4 separate regions of the Homo sapiens genome follow, and regions 1, 2 and 3 are each linked to region 4. Evidence: read pairs that join two places in POLR2A ChIA-PET (ENCODE). Cell type or tissue: K562. All regions are shown on one strand. Each heading gives the region's core, and the rest is flanking DNA. Links, peaks and the distances in the headings are about the cores only.

Region 1 (3,961 bases), core at 825-3,324, 66 kb before region 4:
AGAGATGGGGTTTCGCCATATTGGCTAGGCTGGTCTTGAACTCCTGACCTCAGGTGATTCATCCACTTTGGCCTCTCAAAGTGCTGAGATTACACGCATGAGCCACCGCGCCCAGCCCAGCAGTTGCAATTTTTAAAGCTTGCTGTGTAACTTTAGGCCCAAAGATGTGAAACCACCAGTGCCAGACTGGTGCCCATACCAGGCCCTAAACCCGTTGCCCTGAGGCAGTGGCAGAGAAGGCGGAGTTCTCTGTTTATCTGAGTCCCCTGTCCAAAGACAGAGACTGAAGCCCTCTTTCTGTTAAAAGCAGGTTTAAAAAACACTCCAAATAAAATCTAGATGTCAACCAAAAAGAAAACAAAGCTCTGAATTCAGGAGGACTCACCCCTGTGCACCCAGGAAACCTCTGGAGTGAGGGGAGCATGGTGGGTTCCTGCTCATACCACCCCCAAGTCCTGGAAGGAGCCCCAGGTGGTCAGGGAAGAGGGTCACTGAAGCCTGCTGACTTATGCCAGATATGTTGACCTAAAGGGAAAAAACTGAGGCAAAATTAATGTGAAGTGGAGAGTTTACCGGAGCCAGGTTTGAGGACTGCGGCGCCGGGGCACAGGGTCAGGGCAACCCTTTAGGTTCACGCCTTCCAGGGAGGCAACGTGGGTCATGGACAATCTCGAAGGAACTCGCTGATCCATTCAACAACCCCTGCACCCGACGCTCAAGTGCTGACCAGGGTCCCTGCCCAGCCACAGGGGCAGCTCCGCAGTGTCGTCCTAAGGTCGGCCACGTGGACGGCAGGAAGGGCGTCCCAGCAGAGGGATCAGCACGCAAGGGGTCCGGGCAGGAAAAACCAGGCAGTGGAGGCAAGTGAGGGGCTGGCGCGCCTGGAGAGCCAGGGGGCTGGAGGAAGATGAGGCTGGGCTTTGAATGGGGGCCTGGGGCTCCAGAGCAGAGACTGGGGGAACAGGCTGTCATGCTTCTGATGGGGGCCAGGAGAGGGGAGAAGCCATGGTCACTGTCCAGGAGCTCCTGAGCAGTGTCCCCACCCAGACCCCAAGGCCTGAGTGACCTCTGAGGAGAGCGGTCCAGCCCTTACAGGGCCACAGCCTCTGCCGGCCCCTGCCCTCTCCACCTCATCCCCACAGCCTCAGCCTGAGCCTGCCACTGCTCGGCCCCAGCAGCCAGGCCCAGAGACAGAGGCCTGCTCAGCACGCCTTGGTGGCCCTTCCAGTCTCCATCTGCAGACTCCCTCCCACCAGCCTGCCTGGCCTCACCCTCCAGCCCCTACAAGTCACCCAAAGCCCGTGGCCATGTGACCCCCAGTAGCCCTGATGGTCAGCTGAGGCCTGTGCTCCAGCCCCGGGTTCATAGGTACCTGGAAGGCACCAGAACACCGTCAGCTTGGAAGGGTCAGGGCTGGGCTCCAGGAAGCAGCCTGGAAGGTCTGGGAGACCATGGTACTTGCTCTGGGTGGGGGCTGGGGGGCCTAGAGCCCCTCCCCACGACAAGGGGAGAACCCCGTAGGCCACACGGTGCTCCCAGCGCCAGCAGCAGAGCGCCTATATCAGCCCCAGGCTGTCGCCAAGGGCCCATTTTACAGAGGAGGAAACTGAGGCTCGGTCAGGTCAGCCTGTGGGGCAAGAGCGGAAACCCAGACCTGTCGGTCCTCCCTGGCCGCCCACCTCCGCCTCTGTCTCCTGCTTCCCTGAGCGCCCTCCTCACCGGAGACCCCTGCCCCTGCCCCAGTTGCCCCCGCGCCCCGCCTGGCCCATGCAGGCCTCGCCTTCCTGGGAGCGGAGCGGCCGAGACCGTCCGGATTTCAGATGCCAAGCTGAGAGGCGCCCGGGCCTCCGCCGCTTGGATACTCAGGTTCGAGGAGGGCACACCCAACGCAGCGGACGTGGGCAGTGCAGCCCCACCCACGGCAGAGCGGGGACCCGCGAGCCCACGCCCAGGCCGGACTTGCGGGGTCTCCTCCAACGCCGTCGGGGCGCTCCTATCCCGCCGCGAACGCCCCGAGCCCGAGTCCGTGGGGAGGAAGAACAGGGGCGCGGGGAGCCGCCGAGCAGCCCAGGGGAACCCCAGGACGGCGCGGGTCTGGCCACGGTGGGAGGGAGCAGGGCGGGGTGGAACGGAGCTGCGGGTGAGACGGGGCGGGGGGCGGGCCGAGGTCTCTTATGAAGTGGAACTACAGACCGGGAGGCCAGAGGAAGAAGGAGGAAAAGCAAAACGGTCCCCAGGCCCACAGGGCGCCTAACGGGGCTCCACAGGAGGCCGGGAGGTGGGAGTGGCAGAAAGGCGCCCAAGGCCCCAGGCTCGCCCTACCCCGCATCTTCCATGGGAAGATGGCCCAAAACCACACCCCATGCAGCCCTGCGTCCCAAAGACCCCCAGAGCAGGAAGGGAGGGGCTGCGGGGGACCCCTGTAGCCAGCTCCTCCCAGAGCCCTGGCCCAGGCAGCCTCCCTGCAGCTTCCACTGGGGGAGCGCGCGGCCTGCAGGGGCGCCTGGGAAGAGCAGATCTCACCCTCCTGGGCTTCACAATCCAGTGTGGGGTGGCAGGGAGGAAAGAAACAAACACCCCGGGACCCCTCAGGGACAAACGCTTAGAAGAAAATGCGGGGCTGGGTGTGTCGGCGTGCGCTGGGGACCCAGCTACAGGCTCTGGGCTCTGTGGGCTGGTACCGGCACTGTGGGCCCCACTACTCAGGAGGCCCAGTGAGGAGGATTGCTTGAGCCTGGGAGGTTGAGGCTGCAGGGAGCTGTGATGAGGCCACTGCATTCCAGCCTGGGCGACAGAGCAAGGCCCTCTCTTAAAAATAAACTATTTAAGGAGGGACACAGGGCTGCAGAGTGAGGCCGGTCCCAGGGCAAGGGATGCGTCCCTGCAGAGGGCACATGCACAGGCCCTGCGGTAGGAAGGGTGACCTGCAGATGGACTGTGGCAGCAGCCGCCTTCCAGACAAGCAGACACAGTGTCCCTCCCACACGCTTTTCTACATGGCAGCAGGGAGAAGAGGACATAGGATCCAGAGAAAGGCGGCTCTGGGCTGGAGTGCAGGTGGGCAGTGGGGATACCCAGCGGTCAGGGAGGAAGGCAGGGCCCACAGGGAACACAGGGAGAGGCCCTGGACCAAGGGGATGCCCTGACACTGGAGAAGCTACAGACATAAGGGCGGAATGCAGGGAAGATCAGGGAAATAGCAGGTCCAGGAAAAGAAAAGGTGTCCCAGAAAGAGACTGCAGTGCCAGGTCACTGCTCGGCCATGCCAGGGTTGACTCATCCCTGAGTTGCTGAGCCCCTGGCAGGAAAGCTGCGCCATGGCTCCAGGACTGAGTGTGAATGCCACTGGCCCTGCCCACGCTTGTGGCCAGGCTCCCTCCGCTCTGCTCCTCCGAGGCCTTCCCCGCTCTTCATGGACCCTGTGGTCCTCTTGCCTTGCTTGGCCTTGGTGGCATGAGACACAGCTGTGGCTGCCCGGGACGCAGCTCAGTTCTCTTCCTGCTTCACAGCTGCTCGTCACCCCTAGGGGCCCTCTTCTCTCCTCTGCCCCCAAACAGGCCACAGGGGATCCCAGACTTCTCTCTCCAGCTCCTTTTACAGGCGTACCTCCCCAGTGGCCTCCCGGACCCCCATGACCACTCCCACCCCCCACCCAAATCCCACAGGCTCTACCTGCAAACACACCCGGAATCCAGCGGCCTCTTACCCTCTGCTGCCGTGGGGCTGCTGTCCTTCTCAGTCTGCCGTCACCTCCTCACAAGCCCCGCAAGTCCCTTCCCTACCGGCAGCCAGAAGCTCCCGTTACCAAACCTTGTCCTTGCCCCAGCCCCGCAAGGCCTAGGGGGAGGCCTCTCCACCCAGTGTCCCACAGCCAAGCCTGGCTCCTGCCCCCACTGAATCCCAGAGGGCACCTCCCCAGGGCGTGTGTGACGAGTGTGCCCCAGACCCCATCTTTTATAGT
Region 2 (2,500 bases), core at 1-2,500, 59 kb after region 4:
GCTGCCCACTTACACTTTTTAGATGGACGCAGAGAAAGGGATAAGTTAAACTCAGTTGTGGGTATGTGGCCCTTTTCAAACTACACAAGTGATAGAATCTGCATACCCTTCAGCAATTTGTTTCTGCTTTGACATCCAATGAGTTCACTTTAATTGATGTGTAGTTACACTGTAGGAACATACCATAGTCTGTCACTGGGTAGCTTTTTGGTTTTGGACACTGTGGTCTCTCTGCGTGCAAGGGCAAAATTACTCTAGGGTAAATATCTAGGAGTAAAACTGTAAGAGAAAAAAAGGCACATCTTCAATTTCACTAGATCTTGCCAAATTTCTCTCAAAACAGGTGTAATAAATGATGTTTCACCAGCATTGTATGAGGAGTCCCACTGTTGCTCATCTTCTCAATCCCTGGCTGTTCTGAGTTTGATGTCTGCTCACCTGATGACTGTGAAGGATGACTGTGAAGGACCATCCCACCAGGATCGTAACATACAGCTTCCTGGGCATGGCCGCAGTTGAGCAGCATCTCTTCATGCACTTACTGGCTCTCCAAGAAACTTGCCCTTCTCCTTCAGAATTGTTTCGGCTCTTTACAGAATTTGTCCTTTCACTGTGTCGATGGTGTCCTTGACACATAAGAATTTTTTTTTTTTTTTTTTTTTTGAGCCAGGGTCTCTGTCACCCAGGCTGAAGTGGTGCAGTGGCTCAAGCAATCCTCCCGCTTCAGCCTCCCAAAGTACTGGGATTACAGGCGTGAGTCACCATGCCTGGCCTAGATTTTCATTTTAACATACATAGTTTTATAGCCTTTATAGCCTGTTATTAGTTTGGCTTATTTAAGAAATCCTTCCCTCTCCCATGGTGACAAAGCTCCTCTCCCATGCTGGCCAAGTTCATAAATCACAGTGGTCCCAGCACCACGTCCAGTGCAGACCTCCCACGCAACTGGCCTGCAGCGCTTTCCCATCCATGTCCACATGCTCGAGAGCCTGTTCTGGGCCCCGTCTTGGGCCATATCACTGCCCTGCGTGAATACTGCTATTTTATTTTTTATGAGACAGAATCTTGTTCTGTCACCCAGGCTGGAGTACAATGGCACAATCCCAGCTCACTGCAACCTCCGCCTATCAGGTTCAAGCAATTCTCCAGCCTCAGCCTCCCGAGTAGCTGGGATTACAGGCGCCTGCCACCATGCCCAACTAATTTCTATATTTTTAGTAGAGATAAGGTTTCATCATGTTGGCCAGGCTAGTCTGGAGCTCCTGACCTCCGGTGATCCGCCTGCCTTGACCTCCCAAAGTGCTGGGATTACAGGCGTAAGCCACCACACCTGGCCAAATACTGCTATTTTAAATAAGATAACTTCCTATCTGGTAGAGCAAATCCTCAGGCCAAGCCTCTCTTCAAATGTGGCCACAGCAGCATCCACTTACAAAGGGCAAATAAATTCCTGTTGGAAGTTTTATTAGAATTATACTGAATTTATAGATTATTAAAGGGAGAATTGACAACTTCAGAAGCTTGAATCTTCCTATATATAAATACATCTTTATTGAGGTCTGCTAAAATATCAGTTATTTTTCTCTAAAGTTACATGCATATTTCGTAATATTGATTCCGCAGTACCTGACATTTTGGTTTCTATTATCAATGGTATCTTTTTTAACATTACATTTCCTCTTTGATGCTGCACTTGTATGTTAATTTTATATCCTGGTGAACTCTATTAATTCTAAAAGATTTTCTGTACATTCTCTTGAGTTTTCTACATAGACTTCTGCAAACAATGACAGCTTTATTTATTCCTTTATAATACTGGCTAGTATTTTCTTGGAGACGAAGACTCATTCTATTGTCTAGGCTGCAGTGCAGTAGTGTGATCTCAGCTCACGGCAACCTCTGCCTCCAGGTTCCAGCAATTCTCTTGCCTCGGCCTCCTGAGTAGCTGGGATTACAAGCGCGCATCACCACGCCTGGCTAATTTTTTCATTTCTAGTAGAGATGGGATTTCACCATGTTGGCCAGGCTGGTCTGGAACTCCTAACCTCAAGTAATCCACCCACCTCGGCCTCCAAAGTGTTGGGATTACAGGCGTGAGCCACCGCGCCCGGCCTAATATTGGCTACTATTTTCCGTACAACGTTTATTAAATGGTGAAAAATGGTTTCCTGTCTTATTCTTTTTTTTTTTTTTTTTTTGAGACAGAGTCTTGCTGTGTTGCCCAGGCTGGAGTGCATTGGCGTGATTTTGGCTCGCTGCAACCTCCGTCTCCCAGGTTCAACCGATTCTCCTTTCTCAACCTCTCAAGTAGCTGGGATTACAGGCGCTCGCCACCACAGCTGGTAAAATTTTGTATTTTTAGTAGAGACGGGGTTTCACCATGTTGGCCATGCTGGTCTCAAACTCCCAGCTTTCATTGATCCACCTGTCTCAGCCTCCCAAAATGCTAGGATTACAGATATGAGCCATTGTGCCTGGCCCTCGTTCATGATTTTAAAGA
Region 3 (2,500 bases), core at 1-2,500, 54 kb after region 4:
ACCTTACAACTTTTAAGCTCAGGTTAGCCAGCTATAAAGCAGAGATAATTTATATTTACCTTATAAGGTGATTCTGAGGAGTACTAGATATACTTTTGTACAATAACATACTGGCAAGGTATCTGACATGTGATAAGCACTCAATAGTGGCCACTTCTTTATTCTTAACATATCAAAAAACAAGCTGGACACATGGCTCATGCCTATAATCCCAACATTTTCGGAGGCCTAAGTGGGAAGATCACTTGAGGCCAGGAGTTTGAGACCAGCCTAGGCAACAGAGAAAGATCGTGTTTGAAAAAAAAAAAAAAAGAAATTATTTTTAAATTAGTTGGGTATGGTGGCAAGTGCCTGTAGTCACAGCTACTTGGGAAGTGGAGGTGGAAGCATCACTGCAGCCTTGGAGCTCAGGGCTGCAGTGACCTATGATTGCACCACTGCATTCCAGCCTGGGAAACAGTAAGATTCTGTCTCAAAAATAAATAAAAATTTAAAACATACCAAAAAAACATGGAAAACCAAATTTCCACAATCCCACAGCTGACTAAAACATTGCCAACGTAATTGGAGACTCTACAAATTAGAGTCTTCAGATTACATTCCCCTCCTTCATCCTGCCTGCTCCCTACACGGCTTTTTTTTTTTTTTTTTTTTTTTTTTTTTTCTGAGATAAGAGTCTCATTGTGGCCCAGGCTGGAGTGCAGTGACGTGATCTCAGCTCACTGCAACCTCTGCCTCCTGGGTTCAAGCGATTCTCCCACCTTAGCCTCCTGAGTAGCTGGGATTATAGGCATGCACCACCACACCTGGCTACTTTTTGTATTTTTAGTAGAGATGGGGGTTTCACCATGTGGGCCAGGCTGGTCTCGAACTCCTGACCTCAAGTGATCTGCCCGCCATGGCCTCCCAAAGTGCTGGGATTACAGGCATGAGGCACTGCACTGTGCTCCCCCCAACATCTTTTTAGAGTTTTCTTTTGCTTTCAGGATTCAGCGAAGAATGTTTAGGTATCCACCCTCCAAGACGACCCCCAACCCCTCTGTGAGCCCTGCCTCCTAGAGCTCAAGCCCCCACTACTGCTTACGGCGTAGTCAATAACATAGTGCAGAAATGGTTGCATATGACTCCAAGTGTAGGGCATAAAAGATATCCACCTTGCTCTTTCTTGGATCACTTACTCTGGAGAAAGCCAGCCCCCATCATGTTGTGAGGACACACCAGCAGCCCTGTGGAGAGGGCCACATGGTGAAGGACCGAGGCCTCCTGCCAGCAGCATGAGTGAGAGAAGGTACCCTGGAAGCAGATCCTCCAGCATCAGTCAAGCCTTAGGATGATGTAGCCCCAGGTAACATCTTAAATGCAACTTCAAGAGACCCTAAGGCAGAACCACTAAGCTAAGCGGTTGCCAAATTCCTGGCCCACAGAAACTGTGAGACAGTAAATGCATGTTGTTGTTTTCAGCCACTAAGTTTTGAGGTAACATGTTATGCAACAATAGATAACTAATACCAAGGCATGTAAAAAGAACTGACATAAAGCACTGGTTCCAATCTAATGGATGTGTAAAAATTAGGATCAGGAAAGGTAGAAAAGCCTTTAAAAATTAAAAACTCAGGCTGGTGCAATGGCTCACACCTATAATCCCAGCACTTAGGGAGGCCGAGGTGGGCAGATCACCTGAGGTCAGGTGTTTGAGACCAGCCTAGCCAATATGGTGAAACCCTGTCTCTACTAAAAATACAACAATTAGCTGGGTGTGGTGGCGTGCACCAGTAGTCCCAGCTACTAGGAAGGCTGAGGGGGGAGGATCGCTTGAACCCGGAAGGCGGAGGTTGCAGTGAGCTGTGATTGTGCCACTGCAATCCAGCCTGGGCAACAGAGTGAGACCCTGTCTCAAAAATAAAAATAAAAAAAATTAAAAATTCAAGCCAAACCAGGCACGGTGGCTCACACCTGTAATCGCAGCACTTTGGGAGGCTGAGGCAGGCGGATCACGAGGTCAGGAGTTTGAGACCAGCCTGGCCAACATGGTGAAACCCTGGCTCTACTAAAAATACAAAAATTAGCTGGGCGTGGTGGTGGGCACCTGTAATCCCAGCTACTCGGGAGGCTGAGTCAGGAGAATCGTTTGAACCTGGGAGACGGAGGTTGCAGTGAGCCGAGATCATGCCTCTGCACTCCAGCCTGGCAACAGTGCGAGACTACGTCTTAAAAAAAAAAAAAAAAAAAAAAATTCAGGCCCAAAAAGCCTGCTAGTGAAAATGCTGCTCATACTGGAGCCGGCCAGGTGCACTGGCTCATGTCTGTAATCCCAGCACTGTGGGAGGCTGAGGTAGGAGGATCGCTTAAGGCCAGGAGTTTGAGTCCAGATTGGGCAACATAGCAAGACCTCATCCCTATAAAAAATAGAAAAGTTAGCCAGGCGTGGTGGCACATGGCTGTAGTCCCAGCTACTAGGGAGGCTGAGGTGGGAGAATCACTTGAGCCTAGGGAGGTCAAG
Region 4 (3,961 bases), core at 856-3,355:
GAGATGAACTATGCCACGGGCCAGTGGACGCGCTTCAAGAAGTACAAGCCCATGACCAATGTGTCCTAGAACCACCTGCCTCACAGCTGGCCGTCACTTGTGGGGGTCCACGGGACGATGGCTTTGCCAGCTTAAAGTAACCGGATGGCGGACACCTGGCCCCCGAGGTCCCCCGGCCGCCGCCCTGCTGCTGACCCAGCCTGTTTTAAGTTCTGGATGCATTTCTCTGGGGTATTTGGGGCTTATTTTTAAAATTTTAATATGGGTTCTTTTTTGTGTGATTTAAGACACTTTTTGGACTCAACGTTACATTTTTGAATGTAGTAAGTAAATTAACCAAAAAAGTTACAACTTCCTAATTTTAGTGACAGCTCTGCCTGTTAGACTCTTACTTTTTAAAATCTTTTCTATTTTCCCTCGCTGGGGCAGTGCCCTCCTACCCCCAGGGTTGAGGGGACCAAGGTGGCACGGTGGTACTGGGGGTGCGGCAGGGACACCCGACCACACCAGAGCGTGGGAGACGGTGGGCCTTGTCCCCTGCCTGTGCCTGCCTGGGAGTTTTGTATTCATCTTTTGTATAGTTGTGGACATTTAAGACAGTCTTTGGGTACCTATTTTCATTGTAAAACTATCTGAACCATTAAAGTCGAGCTTTTCTAAAGAAAGCCACCATAGCTGTGTTTGGGGCCAGCTTGTCCTCCCTGCTCCGGGGACCCAGTCCCTCCCTAGGCGGCCATCAGGACGGGGTGGGCCAGGGCTGGGGGCTTCCTAGGACACCCTGGCCCACAGGGTGGGGAACAGGTAGGATCAGCCCTCGGGGTACTCCCTTGACTTACTTGGCTGTGGGCCTGGGGACCACCCGGCTCAGCCGACTGCAGGGCTGGGGGACAGCAGTGCTTCCTTCTCTCTAGACCATTTCACCCTTAATGGGAATTTGGGAAGCAAATTATTTCTGAAAGAAGAAGAAAGCATTTTTCCAAAGTCAGTCAGTTATGCCTGCTATTTCCAGTATTTGTTGTTATACTTCCCAAGGTGGCACTGCCTCTCCCCAGCGGGTCAGGTCAAAGGCAAAATGACACAGTCAGGACAGGGAGCCCCACCCATCGGAGGCATCAGTGCCACACCCGATGCTTTGCAATTCAAAGTAACTGGAAAAAAAATCAAACAATCCCATATAAAATAAGTTAAGAAAAAAGCCTTTAAAATGTTTTTAATACAAAAATACTCATACACAATTTTCCAAACACAGCTTTCCATTTTAAATGCTATTTTCCCCCAACTGGCAAGTCTCAACTCTCTATTTCAGTATATCCCTCCCCCCAAAAAGTGAATTTCAAGTTTTTAAGTCTAACTATCAAACCTGGTGACAGCACCCAGTATTCCTAAAAGGAATCTGACCTTACATTGTATGAAGTTTAGACACCAATAGGCACATTTAAGTTTGTATTTAATTTCTGACGGGGCATTTCACACCTCAACAGGGTATGGTGAGGCTGTGACACCCCGTGGACACAGCATTTTACTCTACTGACTAACAAACAGTCATCAACTACACTCATAGGATCAAGATATTTGGCAACTGACAGTCATTTGCATTAACTTGAATTATAAAACAGGTTTAATTCTGGAAAATAAGGTAGTCCTGGAAGATGGGCACTGCACACGCCGGGGTTTAGATGTCAAGACAGACAAACACTGCGAAGGGGACCCAGCCAGCCATGGACGGGTGTCGCCGGAAGAAAGGCCGGCCTGAGGACGGACAGCTGGGTTCTCACTTCAGGTGCCTGAAGAGTTTCCCCCACAGGTGACCACATTTTAAGCTGCCCATTCGGACACATCCCCCTGTGGGCGCACACGGGTGGGTATGGGTTTAGGTGCAGATGCTGGTTTCGGATGCCAAGGAATCCTGAGGGATTGGGGCGGTTTTTGTGTTTTGCTTCACATTAATGATGGAGGATTGAAGCTGATGTTCAGGAAGTCACCACGTCCTCAGAACAAAGCTGGGCAGGGCCGAGAGCCAGCCACACCCACGGTCACAGCTGGGGGCGTGGTCAGCCCCAGTGGCGAGAAACCCTGCAAGCTCAGGGCCGCTACCCCAAAGCCTGGCTCCACTGAGTTATCAACGGGTATTGTAGAGACATTCAAAGTTAGTGTTACTTGCTCATTAGTTTAACAGTTTTTGGAAAGGGGGAGAAACATATTTAAAATGTTTGCATTATTTCCTTCAGAAAAATCATAAAATTTGGAAGTATTATCAAAGCGATTAAAAATCACAAGATTTCACTACTGTCCAACACAAAAATAAGTTAATATCTGCTCCCCAAAGTGCACTGCAAAGCCGATTCTGCTGTTTTGACGTAAGCATTGGTAGTCCCTTACCTGCCGGAAGGGATCTTTTGGGCAAGTGACAGCGGGGCCCTGGGGCCTTCGACTCTAAGGTGTGTGTGGGGACACTGCCCGGCCTGTCCCTAGAACAACCTTCCAAGTTAGGGCATCATAAGGAGCATAAATCTATGAGCCGATCCAGTATTTTCTTAGGACACTTTGGGAGAAGTTAGAGTCTGAACTGGAAAGCACTACTCCCACCCTGTCTTAACCGGCGAGTGCCCCTCAGAGGCCACGGCCGCGCGAGCAAGTCAGTGGCTACACAGCTCGTTTCCCCTGGGTCCTCTGTGTAGTTAACTTTGCTGGGGACCCTGATGGGAGAAGGGACAGCCACCAGCCAGTGAAACTTCCAGTCAGTGCTCAGGGAGGCGTGGGACCCTGCAGGGCCACACACCCCTGAACCCCACGCTTACAGGTCACAAAACCACGGAGTAGCCACTCTCAGGTCCAAAGACACTGCAGTTTTTACCAAGGCATAAAAGATGCCACAGAAAATTTAACAGGAGCCTCAGCAGCAGTTTTCAAGGGGAGTTCTGTAAACTTCTCTGCAAGATGGATGTGTCCCCCTTAGGTTATTTTAAGAAAAGGCCATAAAAAAGCACCTGCTGCTGAATGTTCTCTCCCTCCCTCCCAGACAAGCAGCCCCTCAGGACACGTGGGCAAAGGCACACATGGTGCCCCCTTCTCAGGGTGCTCCAGACTTCCCAGGGTCAAGGATCCCTCAAAAAAAGAACCAAGTCTTAAAACATATGTAGTACTCAGATAGATAGGTCTCACTCTGTAGAACTGGACCTTTTAAAAACTAAAGTGAAATCTCACAGGAGAGTGGGTGTCATACCTGGCCTAGACCAGTGCCCATAACACACGTACGAGGCACGCACACCTGCCAGGCAGGCCTCCACCCCCAGGACCGCACCTCTCAGTAGGTGCCCTGGCAGAGGGCACATGTGATCAGCAGAGACTGCATCTTCCATCACCAGACCCACAGAGTGCTGAGATGGAAGCCACTCTGGGTGGCAGGAGAGCTAGACTCCGTCTCTCTTTAGACCCACGTGCTGGGGTCCCCGGGGCCTGCAGCGCCCTACGGGGCTCCCTAAGTTGTCACTTCCTGTGCTCTAAGCAGACTGCGGTCTCACGCCCTGCAAAGTCACTCCTTTCGCCATGGAGCTCAGGGCCGCATCAGTAAACACACACTTCAGTCGGTGGTGATTTGTGAAATAGGTTTAGCAAAAATATATTGAGAATAAAAATCAGAAACTGGTAAAGAAAAGCCAAATGAAAAAAATATACAAAGTTATCCCCCAAATGTTGATAAGAACCTAGCGAGTTCAGAAGATAGGCCCAGGTGAGAAGTAGGCCCAACCCGGCCAGGCCTCGAAAGTGCTCCGCGTAAACTACACGTTGAAAGTGGACGTGTTATTGGCATTTCATTCAAATCCATGAGGAGAAAAAACTACGGGAGGAAATCTTACAACACCATTGCTGCCACCACCTGCAGGGCCAGCTTCTCACTAGGATGGAAAAGAAGCGTTTCTGAGGAACAATTCACATTAGTACAAAAAAATGATACAGCCAT

What was found. ChIA-PET counts read pairs that join two places held together with the same protein. Peaks named below come from ENCODE experiments on the same cell type or tissue, not always from the same donor. Only the 100,000 strongest peaks of a DNase experiment are listed, where the experiment ranks them.
Region 1: POLR2A ChIA-PET joins it to region 4 with 5 read pairs; 3 of 35 experiments call an interaction of 5 or more read pairs at or near these places.
Region 2: POLR2A ChIA-PET joins it to region 4 with 5 read pairs; 3 of 35 experiments call an interaction of 5 or more read pairs at or near these places.
Region 3: POLR2A ChIA-PET joins it to region 4 with 6 read pairs; 3 of 35 experiments call an interaction of 5 or more read pairs at or near these places.

What each region holds. Positions count from the first base shown.
Region 1 is chr4:2,045,207-2,049,167 of GRCh38, reverse strand. No RefSeq gene overlaps it. Among named protein-coding and RNA genes, the nearest start is that of NICOL1, 5.2 kb to the right of the region's middle. In K562, for the core only: no CTCF peak of the experiment used is centred there; no DNase peak of the experiment used is centred there.
Region 2 is chr4:1,921,480-1,923,979 of GRCh38, reverse strand. All of the region lies in intron 5 of NSD2 (nuclear receptor binding SET domain protein 2), which reads right to left. Among named protein-coding and RNA genes, the nearest start is that of NSD2, 51 kb to the right of the region's middle. In K562, for the core only: no CTCF peak of the experiment used is centred there; no DNase peak of the experiment used is centred there.
Region 3 is chr4:1,925,884-1,928,383 of GRCh38, reverse strand. All of the region lies in intron 5 of NSD2 (nuclear receptor binding SET domain protein 2), which reads right to left. Among named protein-coding and RNA genes, the nearest start is that of NSD2, 56 kb to the right of the region's middle. In K562, for the core only: no CTCF peak of the experiment used is centred there; no DNase peak of the experiment used is centred there.
Region 4 is chr4:1,979,427-1,983,387 of GRCh38, reverse strand. NSD2 (nuclear receptor binding SET domain protein 2) reads right to left here. Exons shown (of 22, transcript NM_001042424.3): 22 at 1,196-3,961. NELFA (negative elongation factor complex member A) reads left to right here. Exons shown (of 11, transcript NM_005663.5): 11 at 1-665. The coding sequence ends at 69. Among named protein-coding and RNA genes, the nearest start is that of MIR943, 5.1 kb to the left of the region's middle. In K562, for the core only: no CTCF peak of the experiment used is centred there; a DNase peak (open chromatin) is centred at 2,037.